Linked DNA regions of Homo sapiens: regions 2 and 3 are each linked to region 1. A link is a loop called in an ENCODE intact Hi-C map of the cell type or tissue named here. Cell type or tissue: natural killer cell. All regions are shown on one strand. Each heading gives the region's core, and the rest is flanking DNA. Links, peaks and the distances in the headings are about the cores only. Region 1 overlaps LOC101927060 (a long non-coding RNA gene). Region 2 overlaps EFCAB13-DT (EFCAB13 divergent transcript). Region 3 has its middle 9.2 kb from the start of WNT9B.

The links. A loop is a pair of places that touch in the nucleus more often than their neighbours do. Peaks named below come from ENCODE experiments on the same cell type or tissue, not always from the same donor. Only the 100,000 strongest peaks of a DNase experiment are listed, where the experiment ranks them.
Region 2: it touches region 1 in a loop (9-fold over the local background); 5 of 110 quality-filtered maps call a loop at or near these places.
Region 3: a loop joins it to region 1, with 7 times the contacts of the local background. A loop is called at or near these places in 43 of 110 quality-filtered maps.

What each region holds. Positions count from the first base shown.
Region 1 is chr17:46,996,063-47,007,208 of GRCh38, reverse strand. LOC101927060 (a long non-coding RNA gene) reads left to right here. Exons shown (of 9, transcript XR_243711.6): 7 at 8,392-8,509. It also overlaps a transcript of LRRC37A2 not described here. Among named protein-coding and RNA genes, the nearest start is that of RPRML, 22 kb to the right of the region's middle. RefSeq lists a silencer at 1,712-2,006. In natural killer cell, for the core only: CTCF peaks have their summits at 5,724 and 5,925 (motif pointing right); a DNase peak (open chromatin) is centred at 5,888; H3K27ac peaks cover 299 bases.
Region 2 is chr17:47,310,690-47,321,835 of GRCh38, reverse strand. EFCAB13-DT (EFCAB13 divergent transcript) reads left to right here. Exons shown (of 3, transcript NR_110880.1): 2 at 3,216-3,364. ITGB3 (integrin subunit beta 3) reads right to left here. Exons shown (of 15, transcript NM_000212.3): 15 at 8,093-11,146. Among named protein-coding and RNA genes, the nearest start is that of EFCAB13-DT, 7.6 kb to the left of the region's middle. In natural killer cell, for the core only: CTCF peaks have their summits at 5,774 and 5,975 (motif pointing right); a DNase peak (open chromatin) is centred at 5,985.
Region 3 is chr17:46,839,891-46,844,890 of GRCh38, reverse strand. It overlaps a transcript of LRRC37A2 not described here and a transcript of WNT9B not described here. Among named protein-coding and RNA genes, the nearest start is that of WNT9B, 9.2 kb to the left of the region's middle. RefSeq lists a silencer at 1-7. In natural killer cell, for the core only: CTCF peaks have their summits at 2,719 and 2,918 (motif pointing left); a DNase peak (open chromatin) is centred at 2,900; H3K27me3 peaks cover 1,156 bases.

The sequences.
Region 1 (11,146 bases), core at 3,015-8,014:
AAGACTCTGTCGAAGGAAAAGAAAAGAGAAAGAAAAAAAAGAAAGAAAATCAGATTTGCTTCAGCCTCAAAGAGCAGGTTTCTGTAAAATTAAATGAGCACTGGCAGTGAGCTGCCCTTTTTTTCCTAAATGGGAAAAGGGTTAATACTGCAAACTTTTCCTCAGCTTCTATGCAACTGAGGCAAATACTGTGCTAACTCTTGAGAACCTCTGGAACCATGAATAGGAGCACAAAAACAAGAAGAAATTGTATTCTCAGCACTATTCGGAAATGGTACTTCATAATGTTTGAATCGATTGTATTCACACTATCTGAGAGGAAAGATCTGGTAGATACATTAACTTGTCTTTTATCTAAGTCCTTTTCTGCCCACAGCTTCTGTGTACTTTCAAAATAGTGCCTGGCAGAGGCCCCATTCAACATTTAGATGTAGTTATTTTTCCCATAGACCGAAGATAAGGTGTGAAGAAGCACGTCTCTGGGGCCTGAACATTGTCAGTCAAGAGAGGATGCATAGGGTTAGGTGGTGCTGCGCCAATGCCAGGCACCAGATCCAGACTAGCAGAGGCATCCTGTTGGCCTTTATTTATTTATTTGAGACAGAGTCTTGCTCTGTCACCCAGGCTGGAGTGCAGTGGTGCGATCTCTGCTCACTGCAACCTCTGCCTCCCGGATTCAAACAATTCTCATGCCTCAGCCTCCCGAGTAGCTGGGATGACAGGCATGCACCACCACACCTGGCTAATTTTTGTATTTTTAGTGGAGACGGGGTTTTGTCATGTTGGCGAGGCTGGTCTCGAACTCCTGACTTCAGGTGATCTGCCTCCCAAAGTGCTAGGATTTACAGACATGAGCCACTGCACCCGGCCCTGCAGTCCTTAATTAATTAATTTATTTTATTTTTTGTATGTAGAGTTCTCTAAATTTCAGGGCCCAGTCAGGGGCTCCTCTTGCCAGCTCGAAGGACAGGACTGGGAAAATATGCTTCTGTAAATAAACTGCTGTAGAAAACAGAGGGAAAAAAAAATTTTTTTTCCGAGATGGAGTCTCGCTCTGTTGCAGAGCTGGAGTGCAATGGTGCAATCTTGGCCCACCACAACCTCCTTCTCTCGGGTTCAAGCAATTCTCCTGCCTCAGGCTCCCAAGTAGCTGGGATTACAGGCGCCTGCCACCCACCTGGCTAATTTTTGTATTTTTAGTAGAGACAGGGTTTGCAACAGAGCAAGATCTTGTCTCACAAAATAAATTAAAAAGATTTTTAAATAGCAGGTTTCTAAAACAATGAGAAAGACAGCATTACATATCAGTGTCTACAATTTAACCAAAGCTATACTTAGAAGTAAATTCATTGTCTTAACTGCTTTTGTTCCAATAAAACAAAATAGCAGGATCCTGAGGCTTTGATGCTATTTTCTTAATCCAGCTGGTCTGTGGAGAAGCCTGGGACAGAAAGAAGCAGCCAGACTCCAGAATCCCCCATTTTAATAGCTATTCTATGCTATGTCCCCGTCTTATTCCTGGCAACTTACCTCTCAGCTCGTGCACTGTGACATTACAGCAAGAAGTACTAATATAAATGACACAAAAGAAAAAAGAAACCATGAGGTTTTGCTTGTTTTATTAACTAGGTGGGCATTGTAAATGTGGAGGGTGGGAAACAATCAGGAGACAGGAATCCGATGAGCATCTGCCATGTATCAGGCACTGCGCAATGTTCCTTACATACCACGATCCCATTTAACCCTCAAAAAACACTGCAGAGGGCTATCACTGCCTTCCTTTTACATACGAAAAAACAGACTTAACAGTTGCTCACGGGAAGCTGAACCAAGAATCAAAACAAAAGACTTTCGGGCCTCAAAGACTGCACTGTTTCCACTGCACAAAGTTGTCTGCACTGTGAGCAACAGAGGAGGGGAAAGGGGACTAAAAACCAAAACCAAAAATCCAATAAATAAAACAAAATAAATGAACTGAGCATTCAACACAAAAAGTTATAAGGAGCAGAGGAAAACATTTCCAAGGAAAACAGGAAGAAGCAAAGCTTAAGAATAAAAGCGTGACTTACACATTTACTTGGATCCAGGGGAAACTGTTGGGGTGAGATGTTAAAAACAGAGTTAGGAAGTGACTGGAGAACTTGTGTATTACATTCCACTTCCTATGGACCTTGGGTCCTTCTCTGTAACACTAATATTGGACTAAATTCTTCAAAGTTTCCTTGCAAGGACAGGCCACTCTGAAGCTAAGGGGTTACCACCAACCAAGAGACTCCTTCAGTAATAACACAGTAGGTAAATTACCCCAGAAGGTAAATATGACTGATTGTCTTACAGTAGCAGGTTTTAAAATCTTGTTGTCTCAAAAGCATTGCTATGGGCCAGGTGCAGTGGCTCACGCCTATAATCCCAACACTTTGGGAGGTTGAGGCGAGAGGATTCCTTGAGCACAAGAGTTCAAGACCAGCCTGGGCAACATAGTGAGACGCTGTCTCTACAAAAAATAAAGTAAATTAGCGGGGCATAGTGGTGTGTGCCTATAGTTCCAGCTACCTGGAAGGCTGAGGTGGGAGGATCACTTGAGCACAGGAGGTCAAGGCTGCAGTGACCTATGATTGCACCACTGCACTCCCCAGCCTGGGTGACAGAGCAAGACCCTGTCTCAAGAAAGCATTGCTAGACACTTTCTTCCATAAAATTATATTCTGCCCTGAGGGAGGCCCCCAGTGGGACTGTGCAGTGCCACCCCTGCTGCTGGCCCCTGAGGGCAGCAGGCAAGGAAGGAGCATATGTCTGTGCTGTGGGAAGTGCCAGGGAAAAGCCCCTGGATTGGGTTACCGTGAAATGCAAAGTGAGTGAAATACAAACATACCTTTAAAAAGGTAAACTAGTTCAACCATTGTGGAAGACACTGTGGCGATTCCTTAAGGATCTAGAACTAGAAATACCATTTGACACAGCCATCCCATTACTGGGTATATACCCAAAGGATTATAAATCATGCTGCTATAAAGGCGCATGCACATGTATGTTTATTGTGGCACTATTCACAATAGCAAAGACTTGGAACCAACCCAAATGCCTATCAATGATAGACTGGATTAAGAAAATGTGGCACATATACGCCATGGAATACTATGCAGCCATAAAAAAGGATAAGTTCATGTCCTTTGTAGGGACATGGATGAAGCTGGAAACCATCATTCTCAGCAAACTATCGTAAGAACAAAAAACCAAACACTGCATGTTCTCACTCATAGGTGGGAATTGAACAACGAGAACACATGGACACAGGAAGGGGAATATCACACACCGGGGCCTGTTGTGGGGTGGAGGAAGGGGGAAGGGAAAGCATTAGGCAGTATACCTAATGTAAATGACAAGTTAATAGGTGCAGCACACCAACATGGCACATATATACATATGTAACAAACCTGCACATTGTGCACGTGTACCCTAGAACTTAAAGTATAATAAAAAAAAAAGGCAAATATAGACCTTAGTGAATGAGTCTGGGTCATGGCTGGATGGGAGAAATCCCAGGGTGAGCCAGCCCAAACACGCCATCCACGTAATTAAAAAAAGAACATGCTACCCCAATGGTCAGCCCTGTGAGAAACGCATCCTTCCATCCAGCTAAAATCTGCCCATGTCCATCTTCTCTGCTCAACACCAGTCCCCATGCATTGGGCGACAGAGCACTGTACCCTCCTGCATGGAGTGGCCAGCCACTGGGCTTCAGAGCCAAACAAACCTGGGCTCAAAGCCCAGCCCTGCCCCCCTGTTGTGTGATGTCCAGGACAGTGGTGCTAGTAGTTGATGTGCTCATCTGCCCCACCTCTGCCTGGCTGTACTCGCAGCTAGTACATGTATAGTATATAAGTGCCCGACTGTATCATTGTATGTTCCAGAGTGGTCAGGGTCAGGGTGGTCATGGCTGAGCTTTTTTTTTTTTTTTTTTTTTTGAGTCTCTATTGTCCAGGCTGGAGTGCAGTGGCACCATCACGACTCACTGAAGCCTCAAATTTCCTTCCGGCCTTAAGTGATCTACCTGCCTCAGCCTCCTGAGTAGCTGGGACTACAGACCTGGACCACCAAGCCTGGCTAATTTTTAAAAATATTTGTAGAAGTTGGGGGGGTCGGGGGGCTCTGTTGCCCAGGCTGGTCTCGAGCTCCTGGCCTCAAGTGATCCACTTGCCTTGGTGCTAGGATTACAGTTGTGAACCATCACACCCAGCTTCCTTGAGCTTTTATACAGAACTCGTCTTTGAGTTAGTTTCTGTTGTATGTTCTAGTTAGGGCATTATATTGATTTTTAAAATTACTATCATTCTGAATGAATAACAAATTGTGGTACATTCATACAATGGAACAGAACTCAGCAATAAAAAGTAATGTGGGGAGGTGGGGATGGTTAATGGGTACAAAAAAAAAAGAATGAATAAGACCTAGTGTTAGAGAGCACAATAGGCTGGCAATAATCAATAATAATTTAATTGTATATTTAAAAATAACTAATGGCCAGGCGTGGTGGCTCATGCCTGTAATCCCAGCACTTTGGGAGGCCGAGGCAGGTGGATCACCTGAGGTCAGGAGTTTGAGACCAGCCTGACCAATCTGGTGAAACCCTGTCTCTACTAAAAATACAAAATTAGCTGGGCCTAGTGGCACGTGCCTGTAATCTCAACTACTTGGGAGGCTGAGGCAGGAGAAATGCTTGAACCCAGGAGGCGGAGGTTGCAGTGAGCCAAGATAGCGCCATTGCACTCCAGCCTGGGCAAGAAGAGTGAAACGCTGTCTCAAAAACTAAAAAAAAAAAATAAAAATAAAAATAATTAAGAGTGTATAATTGGATTGTTTGTAACACAAAGGATAAATGCTTGAGGGGCTGGATACCCCACTTTCCATGATGTGATTATTATGCATTGCATTCCTGTATCAAAACATCTCAGGTATTCCAGAAATACATACCCTTACTATGTACCCACAAAAACTACAATTAAACATTTAAAAAGTAATGAACTATTGGCACACAAAGCAACATGGATACATCTCAAAATAATTATGGTGAGTGAAAGAAACCTGACCAAAAAAATACACACTGTATGATTCCGTGTCTAGAAAGCACTAGAAAATATAAACTAACCTATGATGACAGAAAGCAGATCAGGACCAGGCGTGGTGGCTCACACCCGTAATCCCAGCACTTTGGGGGGCCGAGGTGGGCGGATCACTTGAGGCGAGGAGTTCAAGACCAGCCTGGCCAACATTTGTACTAAATACAAATACAAATACAACATTTGTACTAAAAATACACAAATTAGCTGGGCGTGGTGGCAGGTGCCTGTAGTCCCAGCTACTCGGGAGGCTGAGGCAGGAGAATCTGTTGAACCTGGGAGGCGGAGGTTGCAGTGAGCCGAGATCTCACCACTGCACTCCGGCCTGGTGACAGAGTGAAACTCCATCTCAAAAAAAAAAAAAAAAAAAAAAAGGAAAAAAGAGAAGAGAAAGAAAGCAGATCAGTAGTTGCTTGGGGGTGAGAGGGAAGTAGAAAGGGCAGGAAGCAGGATCACCAAGGGGCAACAAGGAAATTTTTTGGGAGGATGGCTTTCTTCACTATCTTGATTGTGATAATGATTTCAGCTGTATACTAAGGCTCAGATATTATCAAATTGTAATCTCTAGGCAGTTTATTATATGTCAATACCTCAATAAATCTGCCTAAAATGTTCAAAAATTACTGTAATTACACAAAATACATTTTATAAAAAGGAAGTCATGAGTGGAGCATGGTTGAGAACCCCCCAGCATCTGGTAGATTCAGAAGTGGGGAAAAGCATCTCTCACTTCCGCTTTTTCAGGCCGGCGTGCTGTGCAATTTATCCAGTGGCCACTAGAGGACAGCAGCGACTCAGGTACAGGAAGTGGGCGTTTCAGGGCTTCAATACTTAGTATTCCTTGCTCTGTGCTCCCTATCCTGGGAGGTGGACATTAATACCCCCATAATACTCAGTTAGAGCTGAGACTTGGGCCTTGGTCTCTGGCTCCTTATTACGCCTTGTTGGTCCCCGAACACCGGGAGTGCAGGAAGGTCGCCCAGACTGGAGTTCTGTGGCACCATCTCGGCTCACTGCAACCTCCACCTCCTAGGTTCAAGCGGTTCTTCTGCCTCAGTCTCCCAAGTAACTGGGATGACAGGTGCCCACCACCCCGCCCGGCTAATTTTTGTATTTTTAGTAGAGACGGGGTTTTACCACATTGGTCTGGCTGGTCTCAAACTCCTGACCTCATGATCCACCCGCCTCAACCTCCTAAAGTGCTCCCAGATCTTTTTAAAAGAATGTCCTACTCCAGGGAGGCAGCAGCCATAGTTCCCTGTTATCTGCAGGGCTGATATGGAGGATTGCAGATGGCACCAAAGAGTTGTGGTTCTCAAGGTGACTTTGGAAGGCCTCCCACCTTGCCTGAAACCCACGATTATAAAGCAGGTCAAAGTTGTATCATCAGATGCTGCAAGTCATAAGTTAGCATGTCAGTGAGAAAATGACCTACTGAAGGGTCATTTTTATAGGAGAGAGGGAAAGGAGAGAAGGTTCAATTGAGGAGTAGAGAGACATGATGGTGGAGTGCCCATGGGGTGCTGCAATGGAAGCTTCCCCCAAAAAAGTAATCGTGGGCCGGGCACGGTGGCTCAGGCTTGTAATCCAGCACTTTGGGAGGCCAAGGTGGGCAGATCACTTGAGCTCAGGAGTTCGAGACCAGCCTGACCAACATGGCAGAACCCCATCCCTACTAAAAATACAAAAATTAGCCAGGCATGGTGGCGCACACCTGTAACCCCAGCTACTTGGGAGGCTGAGGCAGGAGAATCGCTGAAACCCGGGAGGTGGAGGCTGCAGCGAGCCAAGATCGAACCACTGCACTCCAGCCTGGGTGGCAGAGCAGGACTCTGTCTCAAAAAAAAAAAAAAAAGCAAAAAACAAGCAATTGTCAACATACATTGAGCCACCACAGTGTGTGAGGCATGATGCCGAACACTCTGTGCAGGGAGCCAGCTCATCTTCACAGCACTATTTTATTTTATTTTATTTTATTTTATTTTATTTTATTTTATTTTATTTTATTTTATTTTTTATTTTATTTTAATTTTATTTTATTTTATTTTATTTTATTTTATTTTATTTTATTTTATTTTATTTTATTTTATTTTGAGATGGAGTCTTCCTCTGTTGCCCAGGCTGGAGTGCAGTGGCGTGATCTCAGCCCACTGCAACCTCCACCTCCCAGGTTCAAGCGATTCTCCTGCCTCAGCCTCCTGAGTAGCTGGGATTACAGACACACGCCACCACACCCGGCTAATTTTTATATTTTTAGTAGAGAAGGGGTTCCACTATGTTGGCCAGGCTGGTTTCAAACTCCTGACCTCAAGTAATCTGCCTGCCTCAGCCTCCCAAAGTGCTGGGATTATAGGCGTGAGCTATAGTTCCAGGCTGACAGCACTCTTACTAAATAAGAGTGGTTAAGAAACTAAATGCAGAGAGGTTAAGAAACGCCTAACAGGCCTGGCATGGTGGCTCACGCCTGTAATCCCAACACTTTGGGAGGCCAAGGTGGGCGGATCACTTGAGCCCAGGAGTTCAAGGCCAGCCTGGGCAATATGGCAAGACCCCGTCTCTACAAAAAATTACAAAAATTAGCCAGGCATGGTGGCGTGTGCCTGTAGTCCCAGCTACTCGGGAGGTTTAGGCAGGAGGATCCCTTGAGCCTGGGAGTTCAAGGCTGCAGTAAGCTATGATTGCACTACATCCTGGGTATGAGAGGGACACCCAGTCTCAAAGAAAAAAAGCAACTGTGGACACACATTGAGCCCTTCTGGTGGGTCAGGCACGATGCCAAACACTGTATGAAGGGCGTCATCTCATCTTCACAGCATTCTTAATAAATAAGCTGCAGAGAGGTTAAGAAACGCCCAAAGTCACAGAGCTGGTAGGAGGCAGTGCAAGGATTTGCATCCAGATTTGACACTAACGTGTGGGCCTTGCTACTGCTCTATAGTACCTAATTAAACGGAAGTGTCCTTCTCGATTACTTAGTTCATGTGTTGAACTCGTTGGTGTTGGTAGCAGATGGTGAGTATTGTAGTTCAGCTTTCTGGAGAAAACTCGTCAGGCTTCAAGAGAATGTTAAGCATCCATGATGGTCTGGGAGGGAGGTTCCCTCTCCACCTCTTCACCTCTTCACATGGAGCATTTACAGTGTGTGAGTTTCTGTGCTAAGGATGATTCTTCCATGATGACAGTATCTGAAGTGCAGGTGGGCAGAGGCCAGCAACAAGGAATTGAGGGGCCAGTGAGGCAGCAATTCAGTGACATTGTTCATTTGCACTCACAGGGGTCTGTCACACGCAGCCCAACTCAACTGGAGTCCTGAGAAGGTGAACAGACCAGGATGGATGGCCAGGGAACTCACCAGAAGTCCCCAGGCATCAGAACAAGGTCGAAGCATCCTGGTGAGCAGATAACACGTGCCCATGTTTTGTGGGGGGAAGTCCTCCAGCAGTTTCTCCTTCCCCTTGGCTTTGACCTGGCCTACCTGGGATTATGCAGTTGGTTCTCCAGGTCAGGTGCCTCAGGGAGGTGACCCTTCCTGTTCTGGGTTCTGCAGAAGCCGACAGCTCTGGGCTTGTGCCCATCAAGCACTCTTCTGCCCATTTTATACTCTTGTGGACGCATGGTGGTGTTGATACAGGCCCCGAGTTAAAGGATCCATGGCTGCACGTGACAAGACAAAGCAAAAGCAGGCCAGAGTTAAACACGCCCCTTGGGTCCCCTCCTTCACTTCATAAATGGGAAAACCAAGGTCTAGGCAGGGAAAGGGGCTCAGCCAAGGCTACATACACAGCACACTCACGGCCGAGCCGGGATTAGGACTCCCAGCATACCCCGTAGCCTTCTCTAATAAGAGATAGGCTGCTGGGTTCTTCTTTATCAAGTGTTGGTCACTCATTATTTCTCTCTGTGTTTCTTAAAACAATTATTCTTTAATATCGTTATATATTCAGTAAGTGTTCAAATTTCCAACTGTTTTATGTCAGAAAGCATTTTCTAACATTTTGATTAAATCAAGATCCAAATAAGATGCACACAATATGATTAGTTGATGTCTCTTAAATCTTTTAATCCATGGATTCCTCTTCCATCTTTCTCTTTTTCCGTTTATTCTTTTTTTTTTTTTTTTTCAGATGGAGTTTCACTCTTGTTGCCCAGGCTGGAGTGCAGTGGTGCGATCTCAGCTCACTGCAACCTCTGCCTCCTGGGTTCAAACAATTCTCCTGCCTCAGCCTCCCGAGTAGCTGGGATTACAGGCACCTGCCACCATGCCCGGCAAATTTTTGTATTTTTCATAGAGATGGGGTTTCACCATCTGGGCCAGGCTGGTCTCAAACTTCTAACCTCAAATGATCTACCTGCCTAGGTCTTCCAAAGTGCTGGGATTATAGGCGTGAGCCACCACACCTAGCCTTCCTTTATTCTTGAACCAGCCCTACCATGCATCCTGCAGATATTACCCACGGTCTGGATTTTGATTATTGCAAATCCATGATGTCATTTATACACATTTCTCTGTCTTCTATATTTCCTATAAGTGGATAGTTGGATCTAGAGGCCTGATCAGATTAAGATTTTGAGTTTTTGGCAAGACTTGTTCTTAGTAGGTATTAGGTTTTTCCACAGAAGGCACAGAATGTCTAGTGACTTCCTTTTTGTGACATTAATAGCTATTGACATTCCATATCTAGACCAGTTACTTCACTGGGGGTTAGAAATGGTGATATTCTTTTTTTTTGGTGAGGTGGGGAGACAGAGTCTCACTCTATCACTTAGGCTGGAGTGAAGTGGCAGGATCTTGACTCACTGCAACCTCCGCCTCCTGGGTTCAAGCGATTCTCGTGCCTCAGCCACCTGAGTAGCTGAGACTACAGACATGTGCCACCACACTTGGCTAATTTTTTGTATTTTTAGTACAGATGGGGTTTCACCATGTTACCCAGGCTGGTCTCGAACTCCTGAGCTCAAGCAATCAGACTGCCTCCGCCTCCCAAAGTGCTAGGATTACTGACGTGAGCCACTGTGCCTGGCCCAGAAATGGTAATATTCTAATTCTATCATCCTGTCTTCATTTATTAGCTGGATTACTTCTAAAGAGAAACTCCTCCTCGTTAACTATTCCATGACCTGGAGTCTTATCTCATCAATTCTGGGAGAATTCTGGGTACATGGATTATCCCCACTTCCATGTTAGGCCAGAGGTCAGAGGGGCTGAAGGAACTGTCACCAGCAGAAGAATTGGCTGGCCCCAGTCAACCGACAAAATCATAATAAATAATTAGAAAGTGAGGGCTGGATGTGGTGGCTCATGCCTGTCATCCCAGCGCTTTGGGAGGCCTGAGCGGGAGGCTTGCTTGAGGCCAGGAGTTTGAGGCTGCAGTGACCTATGGTCACACCACTACACTCCAGCCTGGGCAACAGAGTGAGACCCTGTCTCTAAAGAAATTAATAATAAAGTGGTTGTTTTAAGGCCCTAAATCCAGCAGCAGCCCATGGGTGGCAAAACCAGGCCTAGGGGCCCCTGGGCCCTTTCCTACCTTCACAGGAAGTCAGACCTGCACAGAGTCATCAAGAGCATGCAGTTCAGCCTCACCATGTGCAGATGGGACAGCTGAGGACTGGGAGGTGTAGTGACTCATCCAGACTTGGACACATAACCCAGGTCATGGGCATATCCTTAAAGGAAACTCCTGAAAATTCCTTGAGATGGGTTTCAGTGTCTTGGCTGGTTGGGCCTGATGTTCTCACTCTAAAGCCTGTACTTGTAAGTGCTTGCACTAGGCCCACCATTCGACCTGATCTTATTTCCTGTGGTGTTCTCAATGCTGATAACAGATGCTTGGTAAATATCTGCTTAAATGAGTCAATGAATGAAGGAGCCGTTGTTCCTGTATGTCAGGAATGGGCTGCTCCTGGGGAAGATACTGGTGGCATTGGGATATCCAGAGAGCAGCCACTCTGGCAGGCCCAGGGCAGAAGCCAAGGGCACAGGGGTAAGTGGGAAGCAGGGAGTGGGAGGCAAGCAGCAGACCTCACTC
Region 2 (11,146 bases), core at 2,979-7,978, 310 kb before region 1:
GTCTTCTTTTAAGAATGGCTGTGTCAGGCTGGGCATGGTGGCTCACACCCATAATCTCAGCACTTTGGGAGGCCAAGGTGGGAGGACCGCTTGAGCCCAAGAATCTGAGACCAGCCTGGGCAACATAGTGAAGCCTCATCTCTACAAAAAAAAATTTTTTTTAAAAGTCTATTCAGATTATTTGTCTATTTTTAAAATCAGGTTATTTGCTTTCTTGCTACTGAGTTTCTTGTATATCTTGGATATTAACCTCTTGTCAGATGTATAATTAGTAAATATTTTCTCCCATTCAGCAGGTTGTCTCTTCACTCTGTTAACTGTTTCCTTTGATGTGCAGAAGTTTTTAGTTTCATGTAATTCCATGTGTTTATTTTTTGTTTTCTCGCCTGTGTTCTTGAGGTCATGTCCAAAAAAATGCCCAGACCAATGTAGTGGAGCTTTCCGCCTGTTTTCTTCTAGTGGCTTTCTTCTATTTTTTCTTCTAGTAGCTTTCCCTCTATGTTTTCTTCTAGTAGTTCCAGTCTTACAGGTAAGTCTTTAATCCATTTTGACTTTTGTATACGGTGTGAGATAAGGGTCCAATTTCATTTTTCTACACATGGATATATGGTTTCCCAACAGTTTTTATCAAAGAGATTCCTTTCCCCATTGAGTGTTCTTGGCTCCTTATCAAAATTCAATTGTCTGTAAATTCTGGACTCTCTAGTATGTTCTATTGGCCAATGCATCTGTTTTTATGGAATACCATGCTGTTTTGATTACTGTAACTTTGTCGTTTATTTTAAAGTCAGGGACTGTGATGCCTTCAACTTTGTTTTTTTTTTGCTTTTTTTTTTTTGAGATGGATTCTGGCTCTGTCTCTCAGGCTGGAGTGCAGTGGCACAATCTCGGCTCACTGCAACCTCCACCTCCTGGGTTCAAGTGATTTTCCTGCCTTAGCCTCCCAAGTAGCTGGGACTAGAGGCGCGCACCACCACGCCTGGCTAATTTTTTTGTATTATTAGTAGAGACGGGGTTTTTTTTTTACCATGTTGGCCAGGCTGGTCTTGAACTCCTGATCTCATGATCTGCCCGCCTCGGCCTCCCAAAGTACTGGGATTACAGGCGTGAGCCACCACACCTGGCCCAACTTTGTTCTTTTTGCTCAAGATTGCTTTGGTTATTTGGGATCTTTTACGGTTCCATATGAATTTTAGGATTTTTTTATTTCCATGAAAAATAACTCTGGAATTTTGATAGGAATTGCATTGAATCTATAGATCACTTTGAGTAGCATGGGCATTTTAATTATATTAATTATTCCACTCCAAGAACATGGGATGTCTTTTCGTTTATTTGTGTTTTTTCCAATTTCTTTCATCAGTGTTTTTTAGTTTTTAGTATAAAGATCTTTCACTTTCTTGGTTAAATTTACACCTTTTTTGTTTCAGTTTTGGTTTTTGCTAATATAAGTAGAATTATTTTCTTAATTTCTTTTTTGGATTTGTTGTTGGCCTCTAGAAATGCTGCTGATTTTTGTGTGTTGACTGTGTACAGCAATTTTACTGACTTTATTAGTTCTAACAGTTTTTTGGTGGAGTCTTTTGGGTTTTCTATATATAAGATCATATTGTCAACAAAGAGAAAATTCCAATGCTTCCTTTCCTATTAAGATGCCTTTTATTTCTCTTGCTTAATTATTCTGACTAGAACTTCCAGTGCTATGTTGAAAAAAAAAAAAGCAGTAAGAGTGGGCATCCTTTTCTTGTTCCTGATCTTAAAGGAAATGCCTTCAACTTTTCACTGTTGAGAATGTTAGCTGTAGGCTTATCATATATGACCTTTATTGTGTTGAGGTACGTTCCTTCTATACCTAATTTGTTGAGAATTTTCATCATGAAAGGATGTTTAATTTCATCAAATGCTTTTTATGTATCTATTGAAATGATCATATGATTTTTGTTTATGTGGTGTATCACATTTATAGATTCCCATATGTTGAACCATACTTGCATCCCAGGGATAAATCCCACTAGATCATGGTGAATTATTCTTTGAATGTATTGTTGAAGTCAGTATGCTAGTATTTTGTTGAGGATTTTTGTATCTATACTCATTAGGGATATGACCTGTAATTCTTTAGTGCTTTTTAAATGTATATAGTTTATCTCCCCAAAGATTCTGAAATATCTGAGTGCTGAGACCATGTCTTTTATTTTTGTAAATACCCCTCAATCCACCCTCCATCACCCGCTTTCCCACTCCCCACGCCTGTTGTGTTTAAGGATGGTACCTCGGAGTACTGTTCAATCAGGCAAAGACTCTCTAAAGATTTTAAGAGTGGCTGGGTGCAGTGGTTCACGCCTGTAATCCCAACACTTTGAGAGGCCGAGGTGGGTGGATCACCTGAGGTCAGGAGTTGGAGACCAGCCTGGCCAACATGGTGAAACCTCATCTCTACAAAAATACAAAAAAATTAGCCGAGCGTGGTGGCGGGTGCCTGTAATCCCAGCTACTCAGGAGGCTGAGGCTGGAGAATTGCTTGAACCCGGGAGGCGGAGATTGCAGTGACCCAAGATCTCGCCACTGCACTCCAGCCTCGGTGACAGAGTAAGACTCCGTCTCAGAAAAAAGATTTTAAGAGTATGGCTCACAGGTCCTCTCATTCAAACAATAGGGCTTCTAAGAAACTTAAGGTCTTTGTCCTTCAGCAGAAGCCCAAGGTAGAAAAAGACATATCTCAAAGGTATTTGCTGCCATGGCTTTTGTCTCCTGGACTAAAACCCAGTAAGATTCACAGTAGATTCAAAAATTGTTTTAAGAGAATTGTATTGTCAGAAATACTGTCAGCTTGAGCTGAAAAAGAGTACAAAAAGGAAAGGGGCCTTTGGACCCTTTCTACAAACGCATTTCTACAAACAGGAAGCAGGCTAAGAAAACTATTTAGGTCCAAACACATCTCCCTTTCACACAAAAAAGGATGACTTAGAGGATAAAACCAAGAGCCCAGAAGGTGGAACCAAAAGCCATAGGGAGTTATTCCCAGGCTTTGAGTGTAGAACTGCAAACCTGTACTCAAATGGATTTCAGAATTGCTATGAACCAGTGACTTCTGTGCACCTTGGTTTCCACCTGTTGGAACAGGAGTGTCTATAGCAGTTATCTCCCTGCCCCTGCTGTTTTACATTGGTTGCTGTGGGGAAAGGAGCATATGACCTTTTTCTTTTTGTTCGCAGAACTTCAGATTGAAAAGCATGTACTTGAGTAGCTGTATTTAAGGAATTACACCCAAGAAGTCTCATCTTCCCTGGACTTACGTAGAGGATAAGATTCTGAACTTTGAATTGATGCTATAATGGGATAAGACTTTGGGGCCTTAGAAGGGGTAAGTTTATTTTGCATGTGGGAGAACTATAAATAATTTGTGACCAGAGGGTTGCCTGAGGTAGTCTTAAAATATGTCCACAAACACTTTGATATTTGTATTCATTTCCTATGCTGTGGTAACAAATTACCACAAACTTAGTGGCTTAAATAGCACAAATTTATCATCCCAAGTTTCTGGAGGCCAGAAGTACAAAATGAGCCTTACAGTGTTAAAATCAAAGGCTGCATTTCTTATTGAGGCCGTGGAAGAGAATCCATTCTTTGCCTTTTCCAACTTCTACGGGCTGTATACATTGCTTGACTTATGGCCATATCAGTCTGACCCACTTCCATTCACTCTCACTCTGGCCCCCCTAACTCCCTCTCTTTTTTTTTTTTTTTTTTTTTTTTGAGACAGAGTATTACTCTGTCATCCAGGCTGGAGTGCTGTGGCACAATCTCGGCTCACTGTAACCTTTGCCTCCTGGGTTCAAGCGATTCTTATGCCTTGGCCTCACAAGTAGTTGGGATTACAGGTGCGTGCCACCATGCCCAACTAATTTTTTTGTATTTTTAGTAGAGACAGGGTTTCGCCATGTTGGCCAGGCTGGTCTCAAACTCATGGCCTCAAGTGATCCAACCACCTCAGCCTCCCAAAGTCCTGGGATTACAGGCATGAGCCACTAAGCCCAGCCCTGACCCCCTCTTATAAGGACACTTGTGATTACATTGAGCCTCCCCAGATAATCCAGGATGATTGCCTCATCTAAAGATCATTAATTATGTCAACAAAGTTGTTTGTTCCACGTAAGGTAACATATTCACAGGTTCTGGAGATGGGGATGTGGCTGTCTTTGGGGGGCAATGATTCTGTACACAATGCTCCTCCCTTCAAGAGGTGGCATCTATTTCCCTCCTCTTGAATGTTAGCTGGATTTAGTGGGCTACTTCTAATGAATAGTGTATGGCAGAAATTATGGTGTAACACTTACAAAACTAAGTCATAAAAAAATTGTAGCTTCCTCCCTGTTCTCTCTTGGATTACTCCCGCTGGGAGAAACTAGCTGACATGTCATGCAGACACTCAAGCAGTCCTATAGAGATATCCAAGTGGTGAGGAACTAAGGTCTATTGCCAATAGCCAGCATGGAATTGATGCCTCCTGCCAACAGCCATGTGAGTAAGCCATCTTAGAAAAGGATTCTCCAGCCCTTTTTAGCCTTCAACCGACTACAGCCCTGGCCAACAGTTTGACTCCAACCTCATGAGAGTCTCTGAGCCAGAACCACCCAGCTAAGCCATTCCTAAATTCCTGACCACAGAAACAGCAAGATAATGTTTGTTGTTTTAAGCTACTAAATTGTGGAGTAATTTCTTATGCAGCAACAGATAACTAATACAATCCCCACTGGGTGTGGTGGCATGCACCTGTAGTCCCAGCTACGTGGGGAGGTTGAGGTGGGAGGATTGCTTGAACCCAGGAGTTCGAGTCCAACCTGGGCAACAAAGCAAGACCTTACCTCCTTAAAAAAATTTTAAAAATAAATAAAATAATACAATCCCCAAGGTCACATATTGAGCTATGAGGGCTACTTAACTTCTAGGTATTAACTCTGCATTCCCGCCTGCAAGATGAAGGAAATGGAGAAAAGTATGTTCCTTCCCTTAAACAGCATTTACTGGAAGTTGCATACACCTCTTTCATTTACATCTCATTGTCTATGAGATGGACATGGCACATGTAGCTACAAGATTTTTGCATGCTCTTTGTATCTAGCAACTTTACTAAATTTGCTTATTAGTAATAAAAGAATATTTATTCTGGGCAACCATGTGCCCAACTAAACAGCAGAAGTTCTAATATTATGTGAGAAGGAGAAAACATACTGGGCACAATCAGCAATCTCTGTCACAATGGTGAGTGTAAGGGTCAGGAAAGGCAAAGTCCAGCACACACCCATCAACATTTTTTTCCAATTTCTTAACGAAGTATTTCCATTGGCCACCAAAGCGATATTTACACATCATCACTGTGATCTCTCCAAAGAATCAAGCCAATTCTGTATGAGTCACTGGAAAATCCAATTACTATACTAAAATGAAATCAATTGTGAAACGTTTTCCTTACAAGTTCTTATTGGGGACACTGCTAAAGAATAATTTAAAATGGACATTTTGTTTAAAGGCTCCTAAATTTTCTAAATGGTGCTTTCTGTGAGCAATCTTTGATGTGTCAGAAAATATACAGCTGATGAAAGTGTTTCCTTTATGCAAGGAGTTGGAGGGGCTTCATTATAACATTAGCAGCCTCAAGGAAGGCAGTCATGTTCCTGACCTCTTCATTTTCTTTTCACATACAAACCATTCTTAGGTAGCCACATTAAGTGGATTTTTAAATTTTTATGTAATGATATACTTAACCCTAATCACAAGCTTCTAAGACTGCCTCCTTGCATGTTTTAACCAAACTAAAACAAATTAGGAATATATACTTCCATAAATATATTGTATTATAAAACCAATTAGAAATGATTTTTAAATGGCTTATTTGCAGAGCATACGTTATGGTTCCATTATACTGTGAAAACTGAGTAATTCCCAGGCAATCTGCTTGTAATTGGTCCCAGTGGCCATTAGATGGCTCTGTTACTGTAGAGTTTGGACTACCGAAGCCAAGCGTTAAAGGATTACAAATGTGGCTTGACATATAGCTTTTCATCTCATTTTACATAAGATCCTCTATTTTCATCCAGACATTTAGTCAGCAGTTACCAAGACGTAAATAAAACATAGTGAATCTCACAAGATTTCACCATAAAAGGTCTCAGTCTATGTTCACGTAATCTCTTAATGATGTCATGTATTGTATTATGCTCAAAAAATGTACATTATGTTAGGAATTTAAGACTCAGGCCAGGCACCGTAGCTCACACTTGTAATTCCAGTACTTTAGGAGGTAAAGGTGGAAGGATTGCTTGAGCCCAGGAGTTTGAGACCAGCCGGGGCAATATAGTGAGACCTCATCTCTACAAAAAAATATGTATTTAATTAGCCGAGTATGGTGGCATGTGTCTGTAGTCCCAACGCTTTGGAAGGCCAAGGCAGGAGAATCCCTTGAGCTTGGGAGGTCAAGGCTGCAGTGGCCATGATGATGCCACTGCATTCTGGCAACAAAATGAGATCCCGTCTGAAAAAAAAAAAAAGGACTTAAAGACAAAGATTATGTTATCAGTGTTCTGTAAGGTACTTCAGTCCCACACTGTTGGTGTTCAATAAATTTTAAACAGCCTTTTGGCTGTAAAGTAAAAAATTCTAAGTATTATTCTAGCATCCTATAGGATGATAATGTTAATAATTAAGATTTTGATCCTATCTCCTGTGAATAAATTCTGTAAGAATATTTCCTTGCTTGTGTCTTAGTACACATAAAAAGTATCCTGTTAGTTTTTCCCCAGGATTCTATTCTTCCAGTTTTTCATGGGAATTTGTGGTCATGAGTGAAAGCAAGATACCCAAGATCATTTAACCTGGAAAATAGGTCAAAGTAGATTTTCATTTTGTGTGGGTGGATATTTCATCTTCTGAGTATGTCAGGCAAGGTTTGCTATTAACTGTATATAGTAACTAAGCTGCCTTACTATAAAGTTCTTTCTAGGCAAGAAGGCTAAATATGTGATTCCTTAAATCAGTTGTTCTTAAACTTGAGCATGAATTAGAATCACCAGGGAGGCTTCTTAAAACAGATCATGGGTCCCCACTCCCAGATTTTCTGATTCAGCAGCTGTGGGGTGGGGCCTGTCAATTTTCATTTCTAACAAGTTTCCAGCTGATATTGATGTTGCTGGTCTTGGGACCACACTTTGACACCCACTGCCTTAAATAAAATTTAGGCATTTAAATGGTCCTGTAAATAATTTGCCATTAAGCTATTATTTTATCCATTTATGCTTCCTACAAACAAAATCTAGGCTACACTGGCAGTCTGTTCTTTTGAGGTTGCACAAGTTCCTAAATAATACCCAATTAAAAAAAAAAAACCGCAAACTCTTAGAACAGTAATAACCTACTCATTTAAAAAATATTAAGTCTAAAGAGGGCCGGGCCTGGTGGCTCACACCTGTAATTCCAGCATTTTGGGAAGCCGAGGCCGGCGGATCAGTTGAGGTCAGGAGTTTGTGACCAGCCTGGCCAACATGGTGAAACCCTGTCTCTACTAAAAATACAAAAATTAGCCGGATGTGATGATGCACACCTGTAATCCCAGCTACTCAGGAGGCTGAGGCAGGAGAATTGCTTGAGCCCCGGAGGCAGATGTTGTAGTGAGCAGGGATCACACCACTGCACTCCAGCCTGGGCAACAGAGAGAGACTCCATCTCAAAAATAAATAAAAATACAAAAATTTGCCAGGTATGGTGGTGGGCGCCTGTAATCCCAGCCACTCGGGAGGCTGAGGCAGGAGAATCTCCTGAGCCCAGGAAGCAGAGGTTGCAATGAGCCGAGATCGCGCTCACTTCACTCCAGCCTGGGCAACAGAGCGAGACTCCATCTCAACAACAACAACAAAAAAATCTAAAGAGAAGCTCTGGATTCTGAAGCTAGCTTCAGTACCCATAGTAGTCATCATTCTGTTACATTTGGAAACATGCTTGTTCTAAAATAATCATTTCTGAGTCAATGACACCTATTCTTTTCATCCAAAGGAAACAGAAATAACAACACAGGAAGCACTGAGCAGCCTTAGGCCAATTCTTTTTGGAAAGTACATTTAATTTACTGTTGCACAAACCCAAACAGAGAAGGTGGTTAGGAAGTGAGGAAGGCACTTAAGAAATTTCAACCACAGCCGGGGGCAGTGGCTCACGCCTGTAATCCCAGCACTTTGGGAGGCCGAGGCGGGAGGATCACGAGGTCAGGAGATCGAGACCTTCCTGGCTAACACCGTGAAACCCCGTCTCTACTAAAAATACAAAAAGAAATTAGCCGGGCGTGGTGGCAGGTGCCTGTAATCCCAGCTACTCGGGAGGCTGAGGCAGGAGAATGGCGTGAACCCGGGAGGCGAAGCTTGCAGTGAGCAGAGATCGTGCCACTGCACTCCAGCCTGGGTGATAGAGCAAGACTCTGTCTCAAAAAAAAAAAAAAAAAGAAAAGAAATTTCAACCAGGAATACTTAACAAAGAAAAAGAGGCCTTTGGACCCCATTAAAATCATGGATGACTGGCCGGGCACAGTGCTTCACACTTGTAATCCCAGCACTGTGGGAGGCCGAGGAAGGTGGATCGCCTAAGGTCAGGAGTTCGAGACCAGCCTGGCCAACATGGTGAAACCCCGTCTCTACTAAAAATACAAAAATTAGCCGGGTGTGGTGGCGGGTGCCTGTAATCCCGGCTACTGGGGAGGCTGAGGCAGGAGAATGGCTTGAACCTGAGAGGCAGAGATTGCAGTGAACTGAGATCTTGCCATTGCATTCCAGCTTGGGCAACAAGAGTGAGGCTTTGTCTCAAATTAAAAAAAAAATCATGGATGACCTGGGAATCTCAGAGAAGTAAAGAACTGACTCCTAATATGGCAACTTGTCAGGAATATTCAAAGTTTTCCGTTATTGTCCACAGATCCTGAGACTGGACATAAATTTTCTCCAAAAGAGCTAGACACAATCCCTTTGTGCCGTGTTATCTGATGCCAGAACACTGTTTAGCTGTTCACCCCACAGGCCAAAACTGCTATTTGCTACCTCATGAATGCAGCTACAGGTTATCCCCACATATTGACAAATAATATTGGTCTTCAAGACCTGTGAACTTCATTCCAGTAGCTCAGACAAGATTCCTGATTTGATTCACCTGTTAAATACATTTTCTTCCCCCTTTGATACAGTTTCTTCATATAAAACATCTTATCTAAAGAAAATGTCCCATTAACACTCTCATGGACTCTGTCTTAGTAACTGAAGATTATAATCACAGGCGTGAGCCACCACACCTGTCTTAGTAGCTGAAGGTTATAATTACAGGCATGAGCTTCCACACCTGTTCCCTGCCACTATTTCTAAGGACTTCTTGGATCCATGACTATCCCTCCCCGCCCCCTATTTATCCCTCTACCATACTGCCATTCCCTACAGTAAGGAGTAATCCATGGGTGAGACAGGGCTCAGTCATTGCCCCATATCTAATTCCAAGGCTTATTCTCAATGTTAACACAATAATACAGAATAGATATTTCAGCTACTTATGGATTCCTCTTCCCTAATATGTGGATGCAAATGTGTGCAAAGTGAAGAAAGAAATAATAACTAAATGAAGCTTAAGTGCTACATCAGGAGAGACGTAACTATTAACAAATGTTGGAAAACGGGTTTGGAGAGAGGATAGAATGAGACTTTCATTGAGAAAGGTGATATGGAATGACATCTGCTCTTGCCAAAGCCAGGTCTCTCAGATCTCCCAACTAAAAACACAAACAGTATCAATATCCCAGAGAATCTTAACCGCACATTTGATGACACAGTAAGTCCCAGCATCTTAGAATGTTGATACTGAAAGAGACCTTCAAGACTGGCTGCTAAAATCCCATCATTTCTCAAACTAGAAAACAGCTTTAAGAAGAAGAAAGTGACTTGCCTTAATTAAAGATTATTTAGCTGTAACACTGAGGCCAGAGCTCCAGTTTTCTGCTCATGGAACAAATGTTGATAAGTCTTTCTTTTTTTCTTGGGCATTTGGGGGTGGCTTTTAATGTTGGATGTATGTCAACACCAATGGAGCCACTGCTTTTCTGGGACAAAAGAACAGTCCCTCTTCCTCAGGAAAGGTCCAATGTGTCCACACATCTATCCCCATAGCCTTCTATCATGAGAGAGCCCCTCACAGATCCAGCCACTGGCCAGTGACTTGCTGTGAATGATGCCAAGTGGGAGTGTCTGTACCCTGCCCAAGTCTGTGTGGTTTCCTATGCTCTCCTTCTTTGCCATCACATAAATTTACAAATATAATGCAAGCATGTTTATATACATGTTCTTTTAAGTTAAGAAAACCTCATCATGAGAAAAATAAAATAAAATTGCACTGTGGCCTCTCAGATTAAAGACTGAGTTAAAATGAGGTTGTCCAACCCATAGAAGAACAGGCCACACGTGCTGATACAACTGACCCATCATTCCATCCTGGCACTTATTCCCAGCCAACTCATGGGAATAATTCCTTCACAAGGCAGCCAAGAGGTAGAAGGTAAATACAATCAGCCCCATGGATGGATACAGCACACCAAGGCACAGGGCCAGGTATGTGGAGGTGCTATGGATGAGGGACAGGAGGCCGGAAGCATAGGGCCAGACCTCTGGCTCTACAATAGCACTCTCTCCCTTTGAGGAAAAGCATTTGGTCATGAGAGACATCCCCAGCTCATAGCAAATGTCTACAGCAGTGAGGGTGTGGAATTAGGAGGTAAAGAGATGGTGCTGGCCTAAGGGTGACACACTTCTTCTAAACAAACCTCCAGAGTAGAGCTGCCAATAAGGCAAATCTGAAGGGTTGTGATTATGAACTGGGAGATGCTGGTACATCCCCCAGGCCATGAATGACCCCTGAGTGGCCCAGACATCCTCACTCCCAACAGGTCAAAGAATTAGCTTGCAAGGACTTCCCTTGCGAGAGAACCATAGCTGGGTTGAGGGGATGGCAAAAGGCACAGGCAGCTCTAATAGTTCAGCTCTCCCTGACTCCTCCTTCGGCCTGAGGGAGGGGAAAGGAGGCAGAGGTACAGATGACCCGGGCTGCCAAGCCCAGCAGTTCCTACCATAGC
Region 3 (5,000 bases), core at 1-5,000, 160 kb after region 1:
TGGGGCAACAAGAGCAAAACTCCATCTCCAAAAAATAAAAAAGAAAGAAAGAAGAAAGAGGAAGGAAGGAAGGAAGGAAGGGAAGGAGGGAGGCAAGAAAACAACTTTCTTAGGGACTAGAAGTTTAAAAATATGCCATAATTTACTATAAATAACATCCTATAGATTTGGGTCTGCACAGAGGCATTCTCAACATCTTTTAGTTTGTTTTCATCTGAGTAAGTTCTTGCTCTCTAAACTCTCTAAAAAGAAGGACGAGAGGAAAGGGGTCCCATCTTGAAGTTCATAGGTGCCTAGAGGAATGCAATCCTTTGCAGTTAGTTTTAGAAATCGGCCACCACCACACCATTTCCTCCAGGTCATATTATCAGAACTGCAGGTACAAATAAGTTTACAGGAAGTGCTCATTAACTGTGTCCTGACTGGTAGACAGTTGGACCATAGCACGTTTTCCTGAACTCATGGTAGGACTGCAGTGGCCCAGCCAGATGTTTTTCTTTAAACAAAGGAGAGACTCGAACCTTGGTTTATCTCTGGGAAGCAGTAAGCTGAGGCTTAACTTATCAAAAAAAAAAAAAAAAAAAAGGTGGCTAACTCCACCTCACTGCATATTTTCTACTTTATATAAAGTATAGGCTGGATACAGTGGCTCATGCCTATAATCCTAGCATTCTGGGAGACTGAGGCAGGAGGATTGCTTGAGGCCAGGAGTTCAAGACCAGCCTCAGCAACACAGTGAGACCCTGCTAATACAAAAAAGAAAAAAAAAATTAGCCAGGCATTGTGGCACATGCCTGTAGTCCCAGCTACCCTGGAGGCTGAGATGGGAGGATTTCTTGAGCATGGGAAGTTGCAACTGCAATGAGCCATGATGCCACCACTGCACTCCAGAGCAAGAACTGCAACAGAGCAAGAACCTTGTCTTAGAAAAAATAATAATAAAGTATGAATACATAATATTCAGTTTAACATACTTTGAATAAGCATCTGGTGCTAAACCCTGGAATAGGAGATGATGAAGTCAGTTCTTGTCCTTGAGGAGCACACAGTTTGTTGGGAAAGACACATAAATAAATACAGAGAGCATTCTGACATATCTATATAAGTGTAAACTAGTTATTGAGCACTTACATTACACCAGGTATTGTTCTAAGTCCTATAAAACTGTTAACCCATTTAATGCTCACAGCATTTTACAAATGAGGAAATGGGCACAGAGAAGTCAAGTAACTGGCCAGCTAGTAAGCTTAGAACCGGGATTAGAACCCAGGGAGCTGGCACCAAAGACACATATTTAACGACTGTGCAGCAGTAAAGAGAAGAAAGTACCAAATGAGGCAGGAACCCAGGAAAGAAGACAATCAATTCATTGTTCCAGGGAAGAGGTAGCTAAGACAATGGCAACTGAGATGCAGCAATGTTTGAGCTGGATTTTGCAGAGTGATTTTTTTTTTCAGTCCTTCTTTCTTCACTTTAACGAATGGAATAGTCCCTCCTAATTAGTCACACAAACGTTTGAAAGGAAACCAAGTTTTCCCACTGGTTGTCATTATAATTATAAGGGTTCACCCTACAAAGCATACCTTTGCTACATTAAGTTCTACTTTGGAGTGAGAGGAGGTTGAAAAAGTGTTGGGGACTTAAGAATAGGGAATGTGTTTTAAACTAGTTAAGCCTTTCCAATCTGTTGTTGATTCTGAAATATCATTTTCATTCCCCCAGCTCCGATATTAATATCTACCCTAGTTTCTCCCTCTCTGGGCTTGGCACCCAGGATGTGCCCACCTTCTTCCTCATGAGGTGCCTTCAGTGTCTAATGTGGCCTGGTTGCAATACCACATGTCTCCAATAGGAGTCACTAGCAACAACAGGATAATTTACCTGAGGTTGCATGGAGAGAACCCTGGGTCCTAACTTAAAATCTTGTCTCTGGCTTCCTCTGCGACCTCGGTTTCTTCATCCATAAAATGGATACAACACTCCCTGTCCACCTTCCTCACAGAACAGTGGTGAGAAATGTGAAGATGAATGTGGACATCTTCCAGTGTGATTCAGAAGAGGTGCACTGTCTGATTTTCTCATAGCTTCTGTCTGGATGGTTTCAAAAAACTAATCATTCCACAGCTACGTTTTGAGCATCACTCATCATGCCAGGCACTCTGTAGGATCCAGGAATTATTTCTATCTTTGCACAAAAGGACTTTGAATAAAAGTTTAAAGCAGGGTACGGTGGCTCATGCCTGTAATCCCAGCACTTTGGGAGACTGAGATGGGAGGATCACTTGAGCCCAGGAGTTCGAGACCAGCTCTGGGCACCAAAGCAAGATCCCATCTCTACAAAAAAAATTAATAGCTGGGCATGGTGGTATGCACCTGTGGTTCGAGCTACTCGGGAGGCTGAGGCAGGAGGATGGTTTGAACCCAGGAGTTTGAGGCTGCAGTGAGCCGTGATCGCGCCACTGCACTCCAGCCTGGGCGACAGAGGGAGACCCTGTCTGAAAAAACAACCAAATAAATAAAGATTTAAAGCTAACTGTAACCCTGAGGTTGTAGAGCAGCAGCCCCTGCCCTAGGAATGATATTGGGGTGTGCAGCAGCGGCATATCTACCTCACCTGTGGCTGGAAGGCTCTCCTGACCAATAACTCATCTCTTCCTCACACAACCCAGTTTGCGCCTGAAGAAACTGAGGCACAGAGAGGCGAAGTGGCCTGCCCAAGGACCTAAATACCAGCAACTTCCCAAGCCTTTAATCCCAGAGCATAGAGTGGGAAGGGGCGGTGTGAGAAGGCAAGTGGTGGGAGAGGACCTGGAGGGATGGAGGGGGAGGCCTCCCGGGTCCCCAGGCCAGCCCAGGCCCCGCCGAGGGCGCCACCGCGGCCAGCCTTCTGCAGGAGCGCCCCCTGCCGGTCAGCGCTGCTCGCGGCGGCCGCGGACGCTGGAGGACGCTCGGCGCGGCAGGGACTGTCCTCTCGCGGACCAGAGACCCCCCCACACACCGCAGAGGAGCGCAAGAAGGGCCCTGCGGGGTCGGCCTACCCCTTCACTTTGCACACGGCAAACGCGGAGCTCAGAGGAGGACGTGGTTGCTCAAGGTCTCTCAGCTGGATGCAGGCTTCCCTGTCCGCCTGCCTCACACTGCAGAACCTCCATCTCCTCTGCCTTCATCTACCCCGCACTCCCCAGTCCAGAGGGTCCAGTTCCTCCCGGTCCTGCTCCCGGCCAGCCCCTACCCGCCCCACCAGCCCCTTCTCCTCAAGGAATCCTCTGGCATTGCAGCCCCCAGCGCTCCCTTCTCCGAAGCCCTGTTGCGTCAGGGCGTCCCCACGCCCCCACCTTAACCCGCTCTCAATTTGGGACATGGCTTAGTTGGCCTGTTGGCACGACCTTGAGGACCAGGGACGGGCCTCTTTCTTTCGGATTCTCCACCCTCCCGCCCAGAGGTGCCTGGGACAGGGCTGAACTCTCACTCTCACTCGGTGATGAATATCGATGCATGACTTTCCTTCTTCCCACCGGGAAGCCTCACAGCAGTGTCTCTGATCCAGGACCGCCAGGATACCTAGGCTGGCCTTCTGGCTTTCCTTCCTAGCTGGGTGACCGTGGGCAAGTCCCTTACAATCTCTCAGAGCCTCCGTTTCTCCGACTGTAAATAGGGAGAAAGCTGCTCTTTGGGCTGGTTGTGAAGATTAAATGAAATCATGCGTGTCATGTTCCTGTCACATAGTAGGTGCTCAATAAATGGTAAATTTGATTTGTCAGGCTTCCAAGGAGCCTTGTCTGTCGGCACCCTCTTTCCTAGGGATAAGCCTTCCAACCTGAATTCTCCCACCCTCTGCCTCCTGTTGGAAGTAGCATCGGGAAAGGCGTTCCATGGTGATGACACAGGGGCACAGGAAAGGAGAATGCAGTTGGAAACAGAACCGGCTGCTTTCTGCCTCCACTTCTACTCACACCTACTTCCTGCTGCTTAGAATTTACAGCCTGCAAAGGGCTAATATCCAGAATCTACAAAGAACTTAAACAAATTTACAAGAAAAAACAACCCCATCAAAAAATGGGCAAAGGATATGAACAGACACTTCTCAAAAGAAGACATTTATGCAGCCAACAGACACATGAAAAAATGCTCATCATCACTGGTCATCAGAGAAATGCAAATCAAAACCACAATGAGATACCATCTCACGCCAGTTAGAATGGCGACCATTAAAAAGTCAGGAAACAACAGATGCAGGAAAGGATGTGGAGAAACAGGAACACTTTTACACTGTTGGTGGGAGTGTAAATTAGTTCAATTAGACAGTATGGCAATTCCTCAAGGATCTAGAACTAGCAATATCATTTGACCCAGGGATCCCATTACTGGGTATGTACACAAAGGATTATAAATCATGCTACTATAAAGACACATGCACACATATGTTTATTGTGGTGCTATTCACAATAGCAAAGACTTGGAACCAACCCAGATGTCCATCAATGATAGACTGGATTAAGAAAATGGGCTGGGCACCGTGGCTCGCGCCTGTAATCCCAGCACTTTGGGAGGCCGAGGCGGGTGGATCATGAGGTCAGGAGATCGAGACCATCCTGGCTAACACGGTGAAACCCCGTCTCTACTAAAAATATAAAAAATTAGCCGGGCGTGGTGTCGGGCACCTGTAGTACCAGCTACTCGGGAGGCTAAGGCAGGAGAATGGCATGAATCCAGGAGGCGGAGCTTGCAGTGAGCCGAGATCACACCACTGCACTCCAGCCTGAGAGACAGAGTGAGACTCCATCTCAAAAAGAAAGAAAGAAAGAAGGAATGAAGGAAGGAAAGAAAGGAAAGAGAGAGAGAGAAAGAAAGAAAGAAAAGAAAGAAAGAAAGAAAGAAAGAAAGAAAGAAGAAAGAAAAAAGAAAGAAAGAAGAGAAAGAAAGAAAGAAAGAAAGAAAGAAAGAAAGAAAGAAAGAAAGAAAGAAAGAAAGAAAGAAAAGAGAAAATGTGGCACATATAC